Regions from separate parts of the Homo sapiens genome. Here region 1 is linked to region 2. A link is a loop called in an ENCODE intact Hi-C map of the cell type or tissue named here. Cell type or tissue: CD14-positive monocyte. All regions are shown on one strand. Links, peaks and the distances in the headings refer to the core of each region. The heading gives the core; the rest is flanking DNA. Region 1 overlaps PCBP3 (poly(rC) binding protein 3). Region 2 overlaps PCBP3 (poly(rC) binding protein 3).

Region 1 (12,224 bases), core at 2,882-7,881, 55 kb before region 2:
ATTCACATTTCATGGATTCGTCTCAAAAATGAAGTTTTCATATACTTATATCCTTTCTGGCTTCTTCAATTTGACTTGTCATTTTACAGCCTTTTATCTATTATATGCTTATTCTTTCTAGATCTTTGATATTAATCCCTTTCAAGTTATATGATTTTCAAATGTATAATCTTATCTGTAGTTTTTCCTTTAAGTCTATGAATACCTTGTAATGTGAGCTTCATCATTGTGACTCTGCATATGCATGTGTGTGTGTGTGTGTTCCCTGAAACAGGTTTCCTAGAGGATGGGACTAAGGGTTAAGAGACGTAGAACCCAGTGTGGCACCAAGGCTTTTGGCCTAAGCAACCAGAAAAAGGAGCTGTCCTGGAATGGTCAAGAGTTCAGTTTTGGACATATTCAGTCTCAAATGCTTATTAGACTTGCAAATGGAAATGTCAAATAAGCACTGAGACAAATTAGTCTGGAGTTGATGGGAGAGTCCCAGAGCAAGAGTCATCAGAGCACAGCCAGTATTTAAAGTCGAGAGAAGAGATGAGACCCCAAAGGAGTGAGGGAAATGGAGGCGCAACCAACCACGCTGAAGAGAACGAAAACACAGAGCATAGGCAGTACATTCAGAAGAGTGTGTGGGAACTACTAGCCCTTAGAGGAAAGACAAAACAAGAGGACAGAAGTGTACAACGTTTATATTCTCCCATCCCCAAAACTGAAATAAAGGAAGAACACAACTGGAGTGTGACCAAGTGGCTCTGCACATACCCCACCCCTAGCTGTCCTGGCAACAGGCCCCTTTCATAAGACAACAATAAAATATTGCATGCAAATGAAGAAAACAGAAATCAGAAGCAGGGCCAAGACAACAGCACTGGCTCCTCCTTTGGGAAAGTTCTGGGAGGAGACAATGAAGCAGACTCACATGGCTGCACATCTGCAGCGTCATTCTCATCAGCACCAGCACCATCGAGAGGCTGCTGGAATGGCAGGTGCTCTAAGGAGTGCGTGCAGCCTGTCCTGTGCTCCCTCGTGCACCATGCAAGTAGCGGAGCATGGCGTCAGCAGGTGCAGGCACATCTTCAGGGAGCCCACACTGTCTCAAGAAGAGGGTCAGGTACATGCATAACCATGTGCAAAGTAAGGAAGAAATCTCACTCTGCCTTCATGAGGTGGTCGTTAGTGAGGGACAACATTCAAAAGCAGGCCCTGGGTAGGTAAGAACTCCGCATGGACAGACGAGGTGTGTCTGTATGGGGCTGTGTGGGCAGGACTGCTTATGCAGTCTGCAGAAGGGCAGTCCTAGCAGGTGGAAAGCAAGAGCAAGGCCAGCGGCTCATCCCGGTTTGTCTGGAGCATAAACCAACTAAAAGGGAGAAATGGTAGGTCAAGCTAGAGAGAGAGCCTACAAGCCAATGCGAGAAGATCTGGAATGCGAGGCCAAGGAAGGGGCTTGCTGGCGGTGCTTTATCTGGAAGATAAACGGACACCAAGCACAACTTTTTAGCAGTAGTGGCATGTTGAAATCTGGAATTCATTACTACTGGAAGTAATTTCCTAAAGTCTAGATAATACATTTTATCCCAAAATTCCCACGTGGTCCTAGAAGCTGGCCTCTGTAGCTTCCTGCAAAGGCATTAATAGTTCAGTGTAAATGACTCATGGAAAGAGCAACCCTCGGCCAGGTAAGGTGGCTCACACCTGTAATCCCAACACTTTGGGAGGCCAAAGCAGGAGGATCACTTGAGCCCAGAAGTTTGAGACCACAACACCACAGTGGCAAATGTGTGGGCAACACAGTGAGACCACACCTCTACAAATAATTTTCTTTAATTAGCTGGGCATGGTGGTGTGTACAGGTGGTCCCAACTACTCAGGAGGCTGTGGCAGGGGGATCACTTCAGTCCAGGAAGTCAAAGGCTGCAGTGAGCCATGATTGCACCACTGCACTCCAGCCTGGGTGACAGAGTGAGGCCCTGTCTCAATAGGAAAAAAAAAAAAATGAAAGAAAGAGCAACCCTCACAAGAAATGTATAATAATCATCATCATAATTAGTATATAATAGCTCAGGCTAATAAGATGCTGACCACAAACCAACGTGTACAGTGTCAGTAAAGATTCGGAGACAAGTCATTTGGAAAAGTAAAAATTTACTTGAAAGAGGTACAGAAGAGTCAGTTTTCAAAACTGGCTCACCACATTAAACACATCAAAATTAGGAAACTGCATATTAAAACAAGATACTACCTCACACCTGTTAGAATTATTAATATCAAAAAATCTGAAAATACTAAATGTTTGCAAGGATGTAGAACAGCAAGAAATCTCATTCACGGCTGGTGGAAATGCAAAATAGTACAGCCACTTTGGAAAAGAGTTTGCTAGTTTCTTATAAATTACACATACTTTTACAATATGATCCAGCAATTGTGCTCCCTGGTATTTGCCCAAATGAATTGAAAACTTATATCCACACAAAAACCTGCACACAAATGTTTATAGCAGCTTTATTCATAACCGCCAAAAACTGGAAGCAACCAAGACATCTTTCAATAAGTGAATGGATAAACAAATCAAGGTATATTTATACAACAGAATATTATTCAGTGATAAAAAGAAATGAACTATCAAGATATGAAGACAGACTAACTTTAAATGCATACCACTAAAGCTACATACTGTATCACTCCAACTATATGACATTCTGGAAAAGGCAAAATTATAGAGATGGTTGACAGATCAGTGATTATCAGGGATTCAGGGGCAGAGATAAAGAGATGAAGCACAGGGGATTTTTAGGTCAGTGAAACTACCCTGTATGATACTCTAATGATAACTACAAGACATTAAGCAGTTCTCAAAAACCATAGAACTTTACAACACAAAAATTAAACCTTAATGTATGTACTTTATTTTAAAACGTCATTTAGGATGTCCAATCTCAAGACAGGATGCGGAAAGTGACAAAACAATCTAACTGTATTAAAAATATATTAAACAACCTTAACAAAGGGGTTGGAGAATAAGGTGCTGACCTAAGTCATTTTAGAAATGAGTAGAATCTCTAAGGTTGAAGGAAAAAGGAACTGTAAGCACTGAAGTACATAAGCACTGTACTCTAATTGATAAAGTTGTTTACCAAGGAGTACAAGATAACAATCCTCATACTGCTATACATGTATACTAAAGGTGAACAATTAAGTAAATCAATAGTGGATGGTGCAAACCAGTTTCTCACTGTTGGAGTGAGAAGCCAGCAAGGGGAGAAGGCTAGAATAATCCGTGTGGCAATGGATTCAAGTTACAAATGTCAGTATGAACTAATGCTCAAGAAATGTACAGATGATTACATATAGAAATATCTATAGATGTATATACACACAGGTTAGCTCAAGAAAGATACAGATGGTTACATATAGAAATATCTATAGACATGTGCATATATACAGGTTAGTTAGTATACAAACATATATCTCCTTTGCTCTGTCAGCTAAAATGGCCTAAAAGCAACAAAACTCCCAGAGCAACAAATACATTCAGCACCTAGATATTGGTTTCTTATATTATTCTCCAATAAAAGGAACCAGGACTCCTTGGATAAATGGCTGATCCTAGCACAAGGGCAGGAAATACTATACACAAAATGAGCCTGGAGCATCATCACTTTCAGTAGTACCAGAAAGGAAAGAGGTGCTTAAAAACAAAACACACACACACAATGATGTGGGTATGTCAAAGGGACACAGGAACCAACTGAAAGTGCCCCCAATGGGCAAAGCTGGAGCAATTTGAGAGAAAAAAAATGCAACATGGAACTATAAACCCAAGAATTGTTTTTAAATCCATGCGTTCATGCTTAAATAAATAAATGATTGGAAAAATAAATAAGTGTGAGAGCAGATAAATCTCCCAAGATAATACTAGTCTAAATAATTTATACAGACACTCCATCCTCAGTGAGGCAGAGCACAACTCTCCACCCTTTAAGTGTGCACTACACAAGATGACTTCCTTCCAAACAGTACAGTATGGAAAGACAGAGAAAAAAAGAAGAGTTATTTGGGTTGGTTCCAAGTCTTTGCTATTGTGAATAGTGCCGCAATAAACATACGTGTGCATGTGTCGTTATAGCAGCATGTGTCCAACAATGATAGACTGGATTAAGAAAATGTGGCACATATACACCATGGAATACTATGCAGCCATAAAAAATGATGAGTTCATGTCCTTTCTAGGGACATGGATGAAGCTGGAAACCATCATTCTCAGCAAACTATCGCAAGGACAAAAAACCAAACACCGCATGTTCTCACTCATAGGTGGGAATTGAACAATGAGAACACATGGACACAGGAAGGGGAACATCACACACCAGGGACTGTTGTGGGGTTGGGGGAGGCAGGAGGGATAGCATTAGGAGATATATACCTAATGGTAAATGACGAGTTAATGGGTGCAGCACACCAACATGGCACATGTATACATATGTAACAAACCTGCACGTTGTGCACAGGTACCCTAAAACTTAAAGTATAACACTAATAATAATAATAAAAAAGAAGAGTCACTTTACAGTGAAGAAATCTGACAAACACACCTCAGCCAGGTGATCAAGGTCACCATGAACAGTGATGAGTCATGCTGACAGTGAGCTTCCTTGACATAAACTGACAGTGATAGAACTGGCAGTTTATCTCAGTGTCTTCATCCCCAAAACCCATAACTAATCACCAGAAAACACCAGATCCCAGCAGATCCCAAATGAGGCACATTCTACAAAGTACCTGCCCAGTCCTCCTCAAAATTGTCAAAGTCATCAAAAACAAGGAAAGTCTGAGAAGCTGTCACAGCCAAGAGGAGCCTGAGGAACCACAATGATTAAATATAATGTGGGATCTTGGCTAGGATCCTGGAACAGAAAAGGACATTACGGGAAAACTGAAGAAATCTGAAGTATGGACTTTAGTTAATAATAATGGCTGATATTGGTCCATTAACTATGACAAATGTCCCTTACTGATGTAAGATGTTAAACTGGATGTGGGGTTTACAAAGATTCTCTGTACCATCCTCATCATAATTCTGTAAATCTAACACCATTCTAAAATCAGAAAAAATATTAAGAAATAGCAATTAAAGAAAAAAAAAAGGTCCCCGTCTTAGTCTGAACATGTTGGGAAAACAGCAGCTCTCACGGCAGTGCCAAATTCTGAAAAGTCGTCGCCTATCTTCAGACACTGACATTGCAGAGGTCACGGTGATGGTGTCTTTAGAAGAGGAACCTAGAAAGTCCAAGTTTACAGGAAGTACTCAATATTTCATCATTTGAGGCACCCAGTTAGATGCCATGTATCTAAGATATAGAGTGTTTCTCCTCTGACTAAGGTATGTGATGTACTTAGTCACAACTGAAGCAGAAAATGTCAGCCTTGCCCCAAAATATTTCTTAATTCTTACAGTGAATACTCAGCTTAAGAGGCCGAATGTTCCGAAGACAGGCTAGCAATTTTGGACCCTGCCATAACAGCAGCCCCTTCTGCTGAGAACTTACAGCATGCCAGGCACTTCCTCTGCATGGCTGCTCTCCTCATGCCAGCTCAGCAAGACATGGACTGTTGTTTCTGTTTTACAAATGGGGAAACGGAGGCCCAGAAAGGCTAAGCATTTGTCCAAAAGTTCTGCCGCTAGCAAGCAAGGAAACCAGTCTTTGAAATCACATCTACCAGGCACTGAAGCTCAGGCCAGCTTCTTCATCCATGCTGGGTCCCTTGGCCTCTGCACACACATGGGCCTGCCAGTGGGGGCCTCGCCCAGCCATATGCAGAGCTTTCTGGACAACTGGACATGTGTGTGAACAGTGCAAATGCTCCTACGGGGAACAAAGGATTCTTCCGCCCTTGAAACAGAGCCAGGGTCTAAAAGCCTCTACGGAACCCACATGAATCACAGTCACCAATATGCCATTAGATCTTGGACATTAATTCCCTAAAAGTATTTCTGAATCTTTGAAGGGATTAACCCCTCATTGTATTAACTCCCACCCCTGCTGCAAGCTACGGTTGCTAGCTTTTCTTTTTCTATTTAAATGAGACATTGATTTTTATTTCTTTATCTCATGAAGTTTGCTTATATGAAGCTATGTTTTACAAGTGATCCCTTTCACTTTGTTTCCTGAATTTTAGGAGAATCCTTTGTCAGCTTCCAAGATTTCTATGGTTTCCAAACTTAAGCAGCAAAACAGTGGTGTTGCCCTCCTTGGCTTCTTGATCAACAGTGTTCCTCAAGGGTTCAGGGGGTCAGAAACCATGGGGATTCACAGGATCCCTGAACTCTCACAGCAGCAATTTGACCTTGGAATTGGGCAGAAATGCAGATTCTGACCCTCCTGCCACACCTCCTCCCATAAAGTGGCCCACCCTCTGCAGGAATACCTTCAGGAGACCAGAGCACCACTCTAGCCCTTGAGAAGAAAAGCTGCAACCTATCCCTCCCCCATAGTACCCACATGGTGATCCCAAACATCCTCCTTTCACATAGAACCAGTCTAAAGCTTTTTCCCAATTTCGGCATGTGGAACCCCTAGGAAGGAGGGAAGTAGGGTATGCTGAGTCAGGCTATCTCAGTAGAATTAAACTTCCTCAGTCCCATAGTTTTATTCAGTGATGAAGCAGAACGTCGGCTTTGCCACTGAAGATACCTGGGCTAAATCCTGACACCAGTGGAGTGACCTTGAGCAAGCTTCTCAGGTCATCCTCCTCACCTGGGAAGACCAGCTTCCTGGGGCTACATGTGCAGTCAAGATGACACCTGGGGTGCTCAGCTCTGCAGTTCAGAAGATGCTTCAGCGTGGGGTCTTGACACTTCCATTGTCTGCACGTGCCAGTGATGGCCCCACTCTCTCCCTGCCTCTCCCAGGAGTCCAAGTTCAGGCAGGCAGCACACAGAGAAGCAGGACTATCACCTCCACTATTTGGATATTATGCTCCTAATAATACCTCTGTATTTGGCAAATGTCCTCTGGAATCATTCTGATTATGCCTCAGTCAAGGATCACATGCAATGATGGCCCAAAGCCTCACCAAGTGTGGACAGAGGTGCTCACTGGAAATGCAGATCCCCACGCCTCACATCCACTGGGTCAGAAACTACATTTTATTTATTTTATTATTTATTATTTATTTATTTTTGAGACGGAGTCTCACTTTGTCTCCCAGGCTGGAGTGCAATGGCATGATCTCAGCTCACTGCAACCTCTGCTTCCCAGGTTCAAGCGATTCTCCTGCCTCAGCCTTCCGAGTAGCTGGGATTACAGGCTCCCACCATCACGCCCAGACAATTTTTGTATTTTTAATAGAGACGGGGTTTCACCATGTTAACCAGGCTGGTCTTGAACTCCTGACCTCAGGTGATCCACCCGCCTCAGCCTCCCAAAGTGCCGGGATTACAGGCATAAGCTACTGCACCCAGCCAGAATCTGCATTTTAAAAACCCAGGTGACTCGTGCACGCTAAAGTTTCAGAAGCACTGACCTAGATCCCCAGAGACAAAAAAGTATTCCAATTTCAAGGCTTCTATCAGGGAATATTTCCAAGTAGAAAGCATTACTCCTTTCCCGCTCCTGCTATCAATAATGTACGTGCACACTCAGTCAGCATGAAGAGCAAGCAGAAGCTGACCTTAGGGGCCTAGAAATAAAAGTTACAGAAAAGGACAAAATAAACTTGCTGACAAGCCTCATAACCAAGAGATTTTCTGTCATCTTTTTACCAACCTCTTTCTAAGCAGTTTCTTGAACTTTGTTTGATCCAAGTTGCAGAGAGAAATATTTTTTAAAGTAAATACCTAATTCCTAGATGTCAGTCCCACTGGGAACTGAAACAGTATCAACTGAAGCAGAGAGAGAACAGGGGCTTACTGGTGTCCCTGACATCTGAAAGGCAGCGTGCTCACCCTAAGTGCACATGGTGGATGCTCCACATCAGCCTGCCTCCCTCTGCCTGGCTAGGGCTTCTCAACCTAAATGCTGAAAGACCTCCTCATGTCATTTGGGATTTGTGCTAATTGAACCAGCACTTGCTGATTAAGCCAAAAATCTTTCCTAAATTCTAGAGCATTTACAGTACATGGGCAGCAGTGGGGACTGGGGAGGGAGCTATACAGAGGGAGAGAGAGAAATAGAGATAGGTAGGGAAAGGGGGGCAGTAGAGAGAGATGGCAGAGGGAGAGGGGAGGGAGAGAAAGGAGGGAGAGAGCAGAGGGAGGGAAAGGAGAAGCCTGCACTAGCAGCAATAGTGAGCTCCTGTCACACCCCAATGTGTAAGAGACTCTGCATACTGTAACGTCAGCCAGACTGGGCATCCAGGCAGCACACTCAGAATCAATGAACCTGCTGCTAGATGCTGTGAGCCTGGGCAGAGGGCTCTTCCTCCGGCTACACAGTGATGTCAGGGCCCCCAAGAGATTCGACTTTCCTGGTTAGGGGACCTGGACACTGCTGTTTTGCAAAAGCCCCCCAGATGACTAATGTGTAGTCAGAGTAGAGAAGACTGCTCCAGGAGGAGAAAGTTTGTTCAAATTCATTACCTTTGATGTACTGCAGCAATGAGGAGGATTTTCTAAAACACAACATTGCTAATGTAAAGGTGGAAAAGACTCTTTGACAACTGAGTGTCTTGAATGGTGAAAGGCTGTAAGAAAGATGGAGGGTCCTCTTCAAAACTGACTTTCACACTGACATAAACACACATGTGCAAAAGAATGATCTGTCCCAACAAGGGACGTGCTCTGTGCCTCCTTCACCTCTATGGAGACTGAATTAGTGAGCACCATGGCCAAGTCAGTATTTTATTCCTGCCTCCTGGGCTCACAGCAGGGGTCAGTAAGCCATGGCCCACAGACCATTTCTGTACAACCTATGAACCAAAAATGATTTTTATTATTTTAAAAGGCTGAGAGGGGGAAAAAAAAAGACTATAAGAGACCATATGTGACCCTCATGCCTGAAATATTTACTATCCAGGACTTGACAGAAAACATCCACGGATCCCTGATTTGTGGCAACCACAGGTGCCCAGAGGTTCCCTGTTTGGGTCCACACTGACAGGCACTTTCCCTGCCAATTCACAGACAGGAGCACCCTGACATGCCTTAAGCAGGTCAAGCCAGGTAGAAGTGCACGCCCAGTAAAGAATCCCCAGAGAAAACACAGCCACCAATTGCTAGACTCCCCAGGGAGCTGCAGGAGCCCTTGTCTCTATGTGCACAGGGGACATCTTCAGCCGAGGAGGGGCTCTGCTTGTCCCAGCCCTGGTGTCACTTACCCACTGTGCCCACATCTCCAGTCTGGGTCCTACTGTGACCTCACACAGAGACCCTAAGATGCTCACTGAGGCCCCTGCTCACAAGGGTGGGGCCTCAAGCTGAAGGTGTCCCTGGATAAGTACAAACAGCAACAGCCCTCACTTGGCCTCAGTGGCTGACACAGCCAGTCTCCACAGATTCCCTGGGAACCTGGCTGATCAAGGGAACTCACATAAGCAAATGAGCCTCACTCAGAGGATGCATCCACACGATGCTGCACAGAAAGCAACAGCCCAGTGCTCCTGAAAAGAGGCTGCAAGGGCCTTCCGGCTGGGCCCAGAGAGAGAGCTCCTCACAGCCAGCAAGGTGACCCTCACAACAGACTCTGGAATCAGCACACCGAAGCCAGAAAAAAGAGGCACACCTCCCCAAGATGGGCTCTGTGGAGGCTAATGGTAGAAACCAGGCTCCAGAGACCAAAGGGAAGCTGGTATTTGGTTATCTCCAGAATCAACTGCCATCATGTATTCAGCAGACAGCAGCGCCCTGTGTCGTCTACCTGCACTGTATCACATCACTCTCTAGGTCATTTGGCTCACAAAATTGATTTAGGAGAGATTATTCAATTCCATTTTACATTTTCATGTTTTGGAACTCTGCCAGCAGCAACTTCTGTTCTTCCAGAGGTCAGGAAGCTATGGACAAGGCATCTCTTGCTGTTGTAAACGGAACTCCATATTCCCTTTATGAATTTCCTGTCAATCTTCAAATTACTTCAAATACGATTGCCCTTCACTTAGACAATGTTTTATGTCTCCATGTCTCCCTCCTTCCCATATCCGATCACCGCCCCCCACCGCCAGCAGCAGACAGCACTCCCCTGGAGCCCCCTGGGGCGCCTCTGCCAGGGGAGAGCAGGAAAATGGGGGCAGACGCTGCGGCCTCCCAGTCTGCAGCTGGCCCGCAGACCACAGCAACAGAGGATAGCATGTCCTGCATTTTAAAACTTCCTGCTCTTGTTCCCAGTTCCCCCACCAACCACCATGTTTCCTTACTCCTTTCTGCAGACAAACTATGTCAACTCCCCTCATTCCTGAGGGCTCTGCTCCACCCCAGCAGTGATGGCCCTTCTCCCAGCCACCACTGACTCCACACTGCTCAGGGTTGCCACCAGAGTCTCCTTGGAGCCATCCCCAGCATCTGATATGACCTTCACCACCACCCACTCAGCGGCTGGGCAGTGCCCCTTGGCTTTCCTCCAGCTGACCAGTTTGTTCTTCCCAACTCAAGATAAACGTGTCTTCCCTTCTGACCTCTTGACATCAGCCAGAGGGCCAGCCTCCATCCTGGATCCTCGTCTCTCCTTGTACTCCCTACTTGGTAATTTCATCCATCAACCACTCGCAACCTCCATCTCCATGTCCTGGTCCTCTCTCCCAAACCCCTGCTAACATGTAACATTCCATTGCTATCCACCACAGGACATGTCCAAACTGCAACCTCATGTGACAACTGCAAAGCCACCTTGCTAGGCTATCAAGCCAAGAGCCACTCTTGATGCCTCTCCTTTTCATGTCACATGCATGTTCATGAGCAAGCCCCAGGAGATGTATCACCAAACTACACCCAGAACCCAGCCACCATGCATATCCACTGCTGCCACCCTGGTCACAGCCACCACCATCCTACCTGATGAATGTGCTCCTTCTTCTGTTCATGCCCCCCGAAACAGCAGGCACAATCCTCCTTTTACAGGCTAAGTCTATTCATGTCATTGCTCTGCTCTAAACCCTGCAATGGCTCCCTATTTCCCACGGAGTAAAAGTCTAATTCTCCTATCGGCCTCCAAGGCCCTTCAAGACCAACTCACCCTCTCCCAGCCACTGTACCCCAGAAAAAGGTTCCTCTCAAAATATTACTGCTCATGAACAATGCACCCAAGAGCTCTGATGGAGATGTGCAAGGAGATGAATGTTGTTTTCATGCCCGTTAACACCGCATCCATTCTGCAAGACACGGGTCAAGGAGTAATTTTGACTTTCAAGTGTTACTACTTAAGAAATACATTTTGTAAGGCTATAGCTGCCACAGATGGTGATTCCTCTGATGGATCTGGGCAAAGTAAATTGAAAACCTTCTGAGAGGCATTCACCGTTCTCGATGTCATTAAGAACATTTGTGACTCATGGGAGGAGGTCACAACATCAACAGAGTTTGGAAGAAGTTGATTCCAACCCTCACGGATGCCTTTAAGGGGTTCCATCCTTTATTGAAGGAAGTCACTGCAGATGTGGTGAAAACAGCAAGAGAACTAGAATTAGAAGTGGAGCCTGAAGATGTGACTGAATTGCTGCAATCTCATGATCAAACTTGAATGGATAAGGAGTTGCTTCTTATGGATGAGAAGCAGAAAAGTGGTTACTTGAGATGCAGTCTACTAGTAGTGAAGATGCTGTGAACATTGTTGAGATGACAACAAAGGGTTTAGAATATTAATATTACATAAGCTTAGTTGCTAAAGCAGCAGCAGGGTTTGAGAGGACTGACTCCAATTTTGAAAGAAGTTATACCGTGGTGAAAGGCTATCAAACAGCATCACATGCTACAGAGAAAACTTTCGTGAAAGGAAGAGTCCATTGATGTGGCAAACTTTAGTGTTGTCTTATTTTCAGAAATTGCCATAGCCACCCCAGCCTTCAGCAACTATCATCACCCTGATCAGTCAGCGGCCATTAACATCCAGGTAAGACTCTCCACCAGTGAGAAGATGATGACTCACTGAAGGCTCAGATGATTATTAGCATTTTTTAGCAATAAAGTATTTTTAAAATTAAGGCACATACATTGTTTTTAGACATAATGCTATTGCACACAATAGACTAGAGTGTAAACATAACTTTTGTTTGCCTTGAGAAACCAAAAAATTCAT
Region 2 (12,224 bases), core at 3,900-8,899:
TTTTTTAGTAAAGACGGGGTTTCACCATGTTGGCCAGGCTGGTCTCGAACTCCTGACCTCAAGTGATCTGTCCGCGTCGGCCTCCCAAAGTGTTGGGCTTACAGGTGTGAGCCACCATGCCCAGCAAGATGTACTTTGTATGACAATAACAGCACAAAGGAAGAAGGAGGGAATGGAGATATACAGAAGCAAAGTTTCTGTATACTAGTGAAATTAGACTGGTACTAATCCAAACTAAACTGTTACAAATTGCCAGTAGTAAGACCCCAAGTAACCCCTAAGAAAATAAAAAATAGTAAAATAAATGAAAATATCTATTTAACACAAAGTCAGTAATGGAGTAATAGAAAATTCAAAAAGACATTGCATAGAGAAAACAAGAAGCAAAATGGCTGGCATAAATTTCACCTTGTCAAAATTGCATTAAATGTAAATGGATTAAACATTCCAATATAAGCACAGAAATTGTCTAAATGGATTTTTTAATGATTCAGTTATATGTAGTATACAAGAAAGACACTTAAATACAACGAACAAATAAGTTAAAAGCATGGAAAAATATATACAATGCAAACAGTAACCAAAGGAGAGCTTGAATGGCTATATTAACATCAGAAAAAAACGGTCTTTAATACAAAAATTGTTATTACAGACAAAGAATATTTTATAACTATAAAAAGGTCAATTCATCAAGAAGCTCTAACAATTATATACATATATATACATATATATATGTGTGTGTGTATACATATAAAATAAAGCCCCAGAATGCATGAAACAAAAAATTAAGAGAAAAAAGGGAGAATCAGACAGTTCAACAGTAACAGTTGGAAACTTCAAAAGTCCGTTTTCAATACAGGATGGAATGCAAGACAGAAAATCAGAAAGAAAACAAAAGATTTAAACAATACTAATAAACTAATTAGACCTAGCAGACATTTATAGAATTCTCCATTCAAAAAGCAGAAAACACATTATTCTCAAATACACATGGAACATTCTCTAGAACAGACCAGGTGTTAGCCAAGAAAATAAGTCCCAAAATTTTAAAGGATTGAAGTAATATAAAATATGTTCCCCAACCACAAGGGAAAAAAATAGAAATCAGTAACAGATAAAAATTTAAGAAATTCAAAAGTTTGTGGAAATTTAACAATACACTGCTAAATAACCAGAGTCAAGGGAGAAACCACAAGGGAAATTAGAAAATACTTTGAGATCATTAAAAATGAGGCCAGGCACAGTGGCTAACGCCTGTAATCCCAGCACTTTGGGAGGCCATAGCGGGAGGACTGCTTGAGCCCAGGAGTTCGAGACCAGTCTGAGCAACATGACAAGACACTGTGTCTCACAAAAAATTAAAAAATTAGCCAGGTGTAGGGGAATGCACCTATAGTCCCACCTACTCAGGAGGATGAGGTGGGAAGATCGTTTGAGCTCAGGAGACTCAAAGTTGAGGCTGCAGTGAGTTGTGATGGCACCAATGCACTTTAGCCTGGGTGTCAGACCAAGGCCCTGTCTCAAAAAAAAAAAAAAAAAAAAAAAGGAAAGTAAAAGAAAGCACAACATATCAAAACTTATGAAAGGCAGTAAAAGCAGTTCTTACAAAATTATAGCTGTAAACACCTATGTTAAAAGAGAAATATCTCAAATCAATAACCTAACGTTCTACCTTAAGAAATCAGAAAAAGAGCCAACTAAACCTTTGCAAGTGGAAGAAAGAAAAAAACAAATATTCGAGCAAAAATGAAACAGAAAATAGAAAAACAACAATGAAACCAAAGTTTTTTTTTTAAAAAAAGACCAATGAAACTGACAAACTTTTATCTAGAATGACCAAGAAAAAAAGAGGGAAGACTCAATTTACTAAAATCAGAAAGAAAACTACCAACCTTACAGAAATAAAAGGACTATAAAGAAATATTATGAACAACTGATGGCCAATAAATTAGATAACCTAGGTGAAATTCACAAATTCCTAGAAAGACAGAAACTATCAAAACTTAAAAAACAGTACATCTGAAAAAAACCTAAAACAAGTAAAGATATTCAGTATTTTAAAAATTTCCCACAAGGAAAAATTAGAAACAGATGGCTTCACTATTAAATTCTATCAAACATTTAAAGAATGAACACCAATCCTTCACAAGGAGAAACGGACACTTGCCAACTCATTCTATAAGGCCAGTATTACCCTAATACCAAAACCAGACAAAGAGATCACAAGAAAACTATAGATTAACATGTCTTAAGAATACAAACTTAAAAATCCTTAACAAGGCTGGGTGTGGCGGCTCATGTCTGTAATCCCAGCATTTTGGGATGCCAGGGCAGGCAGAGCACTTGAGGTCAGGAGTTCAAGACCAGCCTGGCCAACATGGTAAGACCCTGTCTCAACTAAAAATTCAAAAATTAGCCATGCATGGTGGCACGCACCTGTCATCCCAGCTACTCAGGAGGCTGAGGCAGGAGAGTCGCTTGACTCCAGGAGGCAGAGGCTGCAGTGAGCTGAGATCGCACCTCTGCACTCCAGCCTGGGTGACAAAGTGAGACTCCATCTCAAAAAATCCTCAACAAAACACTTGCAAAACCGAATCCACCAATATATAAAAAGGATTATATGCCATGACAAGTGGGATTTATCTAGGGAATTCAAAGTTGGCTCAACATACAAAACTGAATCAATGTAATACATGACATTAATATAATAAAGGACAAAAATAACAGTATAGATGCAGGAAAAGCATCTGACAACATTCAACACGCTTTCATGATAATAACACTCAACAAAATAGGGATAGAAGGGAAATTCCTCAACCTAATTAAGGGCATCTATAAAAATTCACAGCTACCTATACTTACTGGTGAGAGGCTAAAAGCTTTCCCCCTAAGATAAGGAACAAACAATGATGTCCACCCTTGCCACAACAATTAAACATTGTGTTAAAGCTTATAACCAGGGCAATTACATGAGAAAAATTTTAAAAAGGCATGCAGATTAGAAGCAAAGAATTAAAAGTATCTATATCTGCAGATAATATAATCTTGCATATAAAAAATCCTCAGGAATCCACTAAAAAACTATTATAGCTACTAAATCCTATGCTCATGGATTGGAAAACTTAATATTGTTAACCTGACAATACTCCCCGAATTATCTACAGATTCAATTAATCCCCATCAAAATTCTACCTGCCTTTTTTTTTTTCCAGAAAGTGACAAACCAAACCTAAAAATCATATGAAAATGCAAGGGACCAGGAATAACCAAAATAAATAAAAAGACCAAAGTTGAAGGACTCACACTTTCCAATCTTAAAACTTACTACAAAGCTACAATAATCAAGACTGTGTGCTGCTGGCATAGAGAGAGACATATAGGTCCATGGAATAGAGTTGAGAGTTCAGAAATAAACCCATATTTTATGGTCAACTGAGTTTTGACAGAAGTGCTAAGGCCATTCAATAGGTAGTCTTTTGAACAAATGGTACTAGGACTAGACAGCCACAGGCAGAAGAATGAAGTTAAACTCCTCCTTCATACCATAGACAAAAATTAACTCAAAACGCACCAAAGACCTAAATTTCAGAGCTAAAACTATAAAACCCTTAGAATAAAACGGAGGTGTAAATCTTTGTGACCTAGGATTAAGCAATGTCTTAAATATGACAAAGCACAAGCAACAAAAGAAAAAAATAGATAAATGCAGTATTACCAAAATAAAAATCATTTGTGCATCAAAGGATACTATCAAGAAAATGAGGCTGGGCACGGTAGTTCACACCTGTAATCCCAGCACTTTGGGAGGCCGAGGCAGGTGGATCACGAGGTCAGGAGAGCGAGACCATCCTGGCTAACACGGTGAAACCCTGTCTCTACTAAAAATACAAAAAATTAGCCAGGCGCAGTGGCGGGCACCTGTAGTCCCAGCTACTCGGGAGGCTGAGGCAGGAGAATGGCATGAACCTGGGAGGCAGAGCTTGCAGTGAGCCGAGGTTGCGCCACTGCACTCTAGCCTAGGCGACAGAGCAAAACTCTGTCTCAAGAAAGAAAGAAAAGAAAATGAAAAGACTACTCACAGTTGGAGGGAAAATATTTGCAAATCATATACCTGATAAGGGACTAACATACAGAATACATAAAGAACACTTACAACTCAGCGATAAAAAGACAATCCAGTTTTTAAATGGGCAAAGGATTTATTTATTTTTGTTTTTGTTTTCAGCTATTTTTTTTAATTTATTATACTTTAAGTTCTGGAATACATGTGCAGAACGTGCAGGTTTGTTACACAGGTATACACATGCCACGGTGGTTTGCTGCACCCATCAACCCGTCATCTACATTAGGTAGTTCTCCTAATGCTATCCCTCCCCTAGGCCCCCACCACCGACAGGCCCTGGTGTATGATGTTCCCCTCCCTGTGTCCATGTGTTCTCATTGTTCAACTCCCACTTATGAGTGAGAACATGCGGTGTTTGGTTTTCTGTTCTTGTGTTAGTTTGCTGAGAATGATGGTTTCCAGCTTCATCCATGTCCCTGCAAAGGATATGAACTCATCCTTTTTTATGGCTGCATAGTATTCCATGGTGTATATGTGCCACATTTTCTTTATCCAGTCTATCACTGATGGGCATTTGGGTGGGTTCCAAGTCTTTGCTATCGTGAACAATGCTGCAATAAACATATGCATGCATGTGTATTTACAGTAGAATGATTTATAATCCTTTGGGTATATACCCAGTAATGGGATTGCTGGGTCAAATGGTATTTCTGGTTCTAGATCCTTGAGAAATCGCCACACTGTCTTCCACAATGGTTGAACTAATTTATACTCCCACCAAAAGTGTAAAAGCTTTCCTATTTCTCCACATCCTCTCCAGCATCTGTTGTTTCCTGACTTTTTAAGGATTGCCATTCAAACTGGTGTGAGACGGTATCTCATTGTGGTTTTCATTTGCATTTCTCTAATGACCAGTTATGATGAGCATTTTTTCATGTGTCTGTTGGCTGCATAAATGTCTTCTTCTGTTCATATGCCTTGCCCACTTTTTGATGGGTTTTTTTTTCTTGAAAATTTGTTTAAGTACTTTGTAGGCTCTGGATATTAGACCGTTGTCAGATGGATAGATTGTAAAGACGTTCTCCCATTCTGTAGGTTGCCTGTTCACTCTGATGATAGTTTCTTTTGCTGTGCAGAAGCTCTTTAGTTTAATTAGATCCCATTTGTTAATTTTGGCTTCTGTTGCCATTGCTTTTGGTGTTTTAGTCATGAAGTCTTGGGCAAAGGATTTAAATAGCCATTTCTCCAAAGAAAAAACAAAAAGGGCCAATAAGCAGTACATAAAAAGGGCTGAATACCATCAGTCACTACAGAAATGCTAATTTATACCACAATATCTACTACTTCCCACCCACTACATGGCTATAATCAAAAAACTGGAAAATAACAAGTGTTTGAGAGAATAGAATGTGCAGAAATTGGAACCCTCATAAATTACTGATGGGAATATAAAATGGTGCAGCATTTTACATTCCAAATTGTTTGGAATTTTACATTGCCAAATTGTTTCCCGAAGATGTTGCAGCATCTTCGGGAAACAATTTGGCAGTTATTCAAAAAGTTAAACAGAGTTACTGTATGACTCAGCAATTCTACTTCTAGTGTAAACCAAGACAAGTGAAAACATATATTCATATGAAAACTCGTACTACTGTTCATAGCATGTTGTTCATAACAGCCAAAAAACAACCGAAATGTCTATCTACTGATGAATGGATAAACAAAATGCCATATATCGATACAACTGAATATTAGCCACAAAAAGGAATGAAATACTGATACATACTACAACATGGATAAAGCTTGAAAATGTTATGCAAAGTGAAAGAAGCCAGACACAAAAGGCCACATACTATATAATTCCACTCATATGAAATTTCCATAATGGGCAAATTCTTAGAGATGAAAACTAAATTCACAGTTGCCAGGGCCTTTGGGGAGGAAGAAACAGGTAGTTACTGTGTATGAGGTTTCTTTTTAAAGTGAAGAAAATGTTCTGGAATTATGTAGTAATGACAGTTGCATGACCTTGAAAATACACCAAAAAACACTCAATTGTAAACTTTAAAAGGGTGAATTTTATAGTGTGTGAATTATATCCCACAAAACGTTTAAGTAAATTGAAAGAATTTGTTAAAAGATGAAATAAAAATATTTTTAGATTAAAAAATATGTAATGTTGGCCAGGCGCGGTGGCTCACGCCTATAATCCCAGCACTTTGGGAGGCCAAGGTGGGCAGATCACGAGGTCAAGAGATTGAGACCATCCTAGCCAACATCGTGAAATCCTGTCTCTACTAAAAATACAAAAATTAGCTGGGCGTGGTGGCGTGCACCTGTAGTCCCAGCTACTGGGAAGGCTGAGGCAGGAGAATCACTTGAACCTGGGAGGTGGAGGCTGCAGTGAGCTGAGATCACGTCACTGCACTCCAGCCTGGCAACAGAGCAAGACTCCATCTCAAAAAAAAAAAAAAAAAAAAATGCAATGTCTACATCAGCTGACCTGCAATAAAGGAATTTCTAAAGAGGGCCCTTTGGGCAGAAATGAAATCATCCCAGAATAAGTTAGAAATGCCAGGGAGCAATGAAGAGCAAAGAAAAGACAAGTATCTGAATAAATCTAAATGAACACTAACTGTTAATATTACTGTTAATACAATACTGTTAATGTTACCAGTAATAATACTATTAATACCAATATTGTTAATATAATACCGTTAATATTAATTTATTTCACTGAATTTAAAAAGAATATATAGAATTAAAGTGCATAATAATAAGCACATATGAATCTGGAGGGGGGTCATAGAGTTCAAGTCTTCTAAGAAACTATGATCTGTCTAGGAGAAAGATAAAGGTATAACTACATTATCTGGATAAGTTAGTAACAATTTACACAATAACCACTAAAAGAACAAAAAATAGGACAATCTCCAAACTACTGGAGAAGGTGGAAAAATGGAATGATTTTTTCAAAAAATCACATTATCAGATTAAAATAATGCAAGAAAAGAGAGAAAAATAAACACAGAAAATGTAGGACAAGACAAATACATAATAGAATCGTAAATTTAAACCCAAATAGATCAGTAATTACATTTAATGTAAATGAACTGTTCCAATTAAAAGACAAAGACTGTCAGATTGAATGAAAAAAATATCTAACTATACTCTTTGCAAGAGACATACCTAAAGCATAAAACTATAGTAAGGTTGAGAATAAGATAAAAAACAAAGATAGTATGTAAATATGAGCCTAAAACATCTAGCATGGCTATGTTAATATTAACATCAGACATACCATATCATAAAGTCAAATATTAATTACTAGATATAAAGAGAACCAGTCATAATAATTAAAGTCTCCATTCATCAGGAAGACCTAATAGTTTTAAATCTGTGTGGCCCTGACAACACAGTCTCAAAAATTTATACATAAAAACTGGCAGAACTGCTAGAAAAAATAAGACAAATCCATAATCATCATGAAATTGTGTAATTATCTCAGTAATGAATATAACAACCAAAAAAAACTAGTAAGAAAGCAGATGTAACATGCTTACCAACTCAGCTAAACAGAATATTTAGTATAGTACATTGAACCCAATTATTTCCAGGCACATAGGAATATCTGAGAAAACTTACATACCATATTCTGGGCTACAAGGCAAATCAGCATATTTCAAAGGATTAAAATCATAGAAAGCAGGATCTTTGGGCAATATAATTTTGCTGAAGAATAATAAAACAAGAAAATATGCATATGTTTAGAAATGTTTAAACGTTCTTCTAAATTACCTAGGAATCCAAGAAAAAACCATAATGGAAATTAGAAAGCATAACAAACAATAATGAAAATGCCTTAGATCAAACTTTGTATGATGTAGTTGAGGCATTGTTTACAAGAAAATATATCACTTTAAACACACATATTAGAAAAAAAGGAAAAGCTGCAAATTAATAAATTAAGCATTCATCTCAGATTAGAAAAGAGAACAGCTATAAGAAAGGAAAATTACAAGCCAATTTCACTCACAGGCACAAATGCAAAAACTCCAAACAAAATATTAGTCATCAGGGCGGGCGTGGTGGCTCACACCTATAATCCCAGCACTGTGGGAGGCCGAGGCGGGCAGATCACCTGAGGTCAGGAGTTTGAGACCAGCCTGGCCAACATGGTGAAACCCCGTCTCTACTAAAAAATACAAAAATTAGCCAGGCGTGGTGGAACGTGCCTGTAATCCCAGCTACTCTGGAGCCTGAGGCATGAAGAACTGCTTGAACCCGGAAAGAGGAGGTTGCAGTGAGCCAAGATCATGCCACTGCACTCCAACCTGGGCAACAGAGCAAGACTCCGTCTCAAAAAAAAAAAAAAAAGCCATCAGAATCCAGTCACATATTTTAAGAATAAGCTGGCATGATCAAGTTATGTTTAAATAGTAGTCATCTGTGGGTAGTAGAATTATCAAGATTTTATTCTGCTTTTTATGCTAATCTTTCCTTTAGAAATTTTCTACACAAACATCCATTACTTTAGGGACCAGGAAAAATATTTTTGAATTAATCATTAATATTCTGATCTCTCATCTTTTTGAGATCAACTAATTAATAAATGGCAAGAAGAAAAGAACAAGGGCTGGCTCAGAACAGCCATTCTGTCTGAATAATATAAGGATACAAGGCTTTATTTGTCTCAGTGTCTCTACTGGGTTGACTGAGAACAAAGAAAGGGTGAATAGGAGTAGAAAAGGATTTACAAAGATAGGAATGTGATAATAGCAATTTGTAGGCTTTTCCCCAAACATTAAAGGAGCGATCTCATACACAAATGCGTCTATAAATAGAATCCATATTGCACTTTAATGAATAATTTAAAACCACTCTGCAAACAGGGTTAAGAAAACAGGAACCTAGATGCTCAAAAATCAATAGTTCTGTCCTATCCCAACCTGGTGAGTTACAGAAACAGATGTCTAAGTCTTACATTATTTTTTAGAAATGTTGGAAAATAGATGGTTAGGTAGAAAAGGACTTAAAAACATTTACAACCTTTGAGCTAATAGTTCTACCTTTAGAAATTTAGAAGCAATCAGTGATACGCACAATGATTTTTGTATAGGATATTTTTCAAAGCATTATTTATCATGATGAGTATTTTAAAGCAACATAAATGTCTAGCTATAGGGAAATGGTTCAATAAACTGGGACACTCTTTGGAATAGTATGCAGCCATTTGAAATCATATTTTAGAAGAACACATTATGAGACAAGGAAATGCTCATGATCTAGTAAAAGGAAAAATATTGGTTCAAAAAACATACTTTGGAATGAATCCCAACTTTAGGATATGCATATCATACATAAATACAAGTAGGAAAAAACACTGAATATCCTTTTGTGCTAAGATTAAGGATAATGTTGATCTTCTACTTTATAATTTTCTGTTTCTTCCAATTTTTCTACACAAAACATTTGTATTACTTTTATAAATAGAAAAAACGTTGTATAAAAGAAAATAAATAATAAGCTGGTTACCTTAAATAGAGTCGAACACCCTTCATCAACCCAAATCCACTTCTAAGGGGAGGTCAGTAGAGATCAGTACATCAGTTTTCTATTGCCACATAACAAGCTATCACAAATTTAACACCTTAAACCAATATGTATTTAATATCTCACAGTTTCTGTGAGTCACGAATTTAAGCAGGCTTAACTGGGTCCTCTGCTTAGGGTCTCACAAAGCTGCATTCAAAGTGTTTGCCAGGCTGTGTTCTCACCTGAAGCCTTGACGGGAAGAATCTGTTCCCACGCTCACTCAAGATTATTGACAAAATTTGTTTCCTTGTGCTATTGGACTGAGTGCCCCCTGCTTCCAGGATGAGGAAGATTCTACCACCCCGCCCCATCTGAAATTAGGTATGGCCAGAATGACTCCTTCTGGCCAATGAAATGTGAGCAGAATGGACTAGCGACCCTTCCAAAGTGATTAATTGCTACTGCAAGTGTCTCCATATTTAAAAAGGTCCAGATCCAGACCATTTAAGAATCGATTTTGCCAAATTTCCAGGAAATAAAAATTCCTCCCTTTCCAAAACTATGACATTTGGGAGGCCAAGATGGGAGAATTTCTTGAGCCCAGGAGTTGAAGACCAGCCTGGGCAACATAGCAAGACCCTTATTCTACAAAAAGAAAATTTAAAAATTATCTGAGCATGGTGGTTTGCGCCTATAATCCCAGCTAATCAAGAAGTTAAGGCAAGAAGATCACTCGAGTCCAGGACTTCAAGGCTGCAGTAGGATATGATAGCACCACTACACTCTAGCCTGGGTGACAGAGAGAGTCCCTGTCTCTAAAAAAAAGAAAGAAATTATTACAAAGATGATGAAGTATCATGTTGATACCAAATCTGAATAAGGGTGATACAAGAAAAGATTATCACTGGTCAACACCTCTTATGAATATATATGCCAAAATCCCAAATATTTGCATATTGGGTCCAATAATTTAGGCTGGAGTGCAGAGGCATGATCACAGTTCATTGCAGCTTCAACCTCCCAGCCTTAAGTGATCCTTCAACCTCAGTCCCCCAAGTAGCTAGGACTACAGATGCATGCCACCATGCCCGGCTAATTTTTTTTCTTTGGTTTTTTTTTTTGTAAAAATGGGGTCTCACTATATTTCCCAGTCTGGTTTTGAACTCCTGCGCTCAAATGATCCTCCAGCCTCAGCCTCTCAGTGTTGGGATTACAAGTGTGAGCCACCACACCTGGCCTGGTAATATTTTTTAATGTAGTACATCACAGTTTCTCCCAGGAAATCAATGATGGCTTAAATTAAAAGAATAAAATATCTCATCTCAATCACGATTTTTAAAAAAAGCTTAAAATTATCTAAATAAGTACACTGTATAGAAAACCATTTGAGAAAATTCAAAATCTATTCATGATTTTTTTAAAAAGCTTTTATTAAACTACTAGTAAAGTGATCATCCTTAACCTAATAAAGGAATCTACCAAAAAAAAAATAACAAAGTTCATAATTCAGTCTTTCACAGCATTTCTTTTAAATGAAAAACAATATAAGGATAATCTTACCACAATCTCCATACAACTTTCTCTAGTGGTCCAAGCAAAGGAAAAAAGACAAAAAAAGATCAATAAAAGATTTAAGAACTAGGGAGAAAGAAATTAAATTATCATTAGGTACATGAAGCAACCAGAAACTGATCCATGCATTTGTGAAATCTGATGTGTTTCAGAGGTACCACTGCAGATCACTGGGGAAAGGACTGTATTCAATAAACAATACTGGTACAATTGGTTATGAATTTGGAAAAAATTTAAAATTGGATCTCTATCTCATACCCCACACAAAAATAAGTTCTAAGTAGACTATAAAAAGCAAATATTTAAATATTTTTTAAAGAGGAGGATATATTATGACTGATATGGTTTGGCTGTGTCCCCAACCAAATCTCATCTTGAATTCCCATGTGTTATGGGAGGGACCCAGTAAGCAGGTAATTGAATCATGGGGGCAGGTCTTTCCCATGCTGTTCTTGTGACAGTGAGTAAGTCTCAAGAGATCAGATAGTTTTAAAAGGGGAGTTTCCCTGCACAAGCTCTCTCTCTTCTCTTGTCTGCTGCCATGTGAGATGTACCTTTCAACTTCCGCCATCATTGTGAGGCCTCCCCAGCCACGTGGAACTGTAAGTCCATTAAACCTCTTTCTTTTGTAAATTGCCCAGTCTCGGGTATGTCTTTATCAGCAGCATGAAAATGGACTAAAACAATTACCTTGTAGTAACACAAGATTTCTTAAATCAGACTCAATCACCATAAACTGTAAGGAAAATATTGATAAATCTGACTACATTAAAACTGAACATCTGTTCATCAAAACAGCACATTTAAAAGGATAAAGAACAGGATACAAATAGAATCCAGAATATGTAAAGAACTTCTAAAAAGCTATAAAAAGGATAATCCAGACAATAAGTGGACAAACAATATAAGAATACAATTTTTAGAAGAAGCTCAAGTGGCCAAAGTATGGGTAGAAAATCCTCAAACTCACTAGCCAAGGAAATGCTAATTAAAACAGTAAGATATTTAATATCTACTCAATTGGCAATAATTAAAACATCTGAAGCTACGAAGG

Evidence for each region. Hi-C counts contacts between places; a loop is a spot of excess contacts. Peaks named below come from ENCODE experiments on the same cell type or tissue, not always from the same donor. Only the 100,000 strongest peaks of a DNase experiment are listed, where the experiment ranks them.
Region 1: a loop joins it to region 2, with 1.9 times the contacts of the local background. A loop is called at or near these places in 2 of 110 quality-filtered maps.

Annotation. Positions count from the first base shown.
Region 1 is chr21:45,702,474-45,714,697 of GRCh38, reverse strand. The region is part of intron 2 of PCBP3 (poly(rC) binding protein 3); the gene reads right to left. Among named protein-coding and RNA genes, the nearest start is that of PCBP3, 65 kb to the right of the region's middle. In CD14-positive monocyte, for the core only: no CTCF peak of the experiment used is centred there; a DNase peak (open chromatin) is centred at 5,317; H3K4me3 peaks cover 527 bases; H3K27ac peaks cover 874 bases.
Region 2 is chr21:45,648,659-45,660,882 of GRCh38, reverse strand. All of the region lies in intron 1 of PCBP3 (poly(rC) binding protein 3), which reads right to left. Among named protein-coding and RNA genes, the nearest start is that of PCBP3, 11 kb to the right of the region's middle. In CD14-positive monocyte, for the core only: no CTCF peak of the experiment used is centred there; no DNase peak of the experiment used is centred there.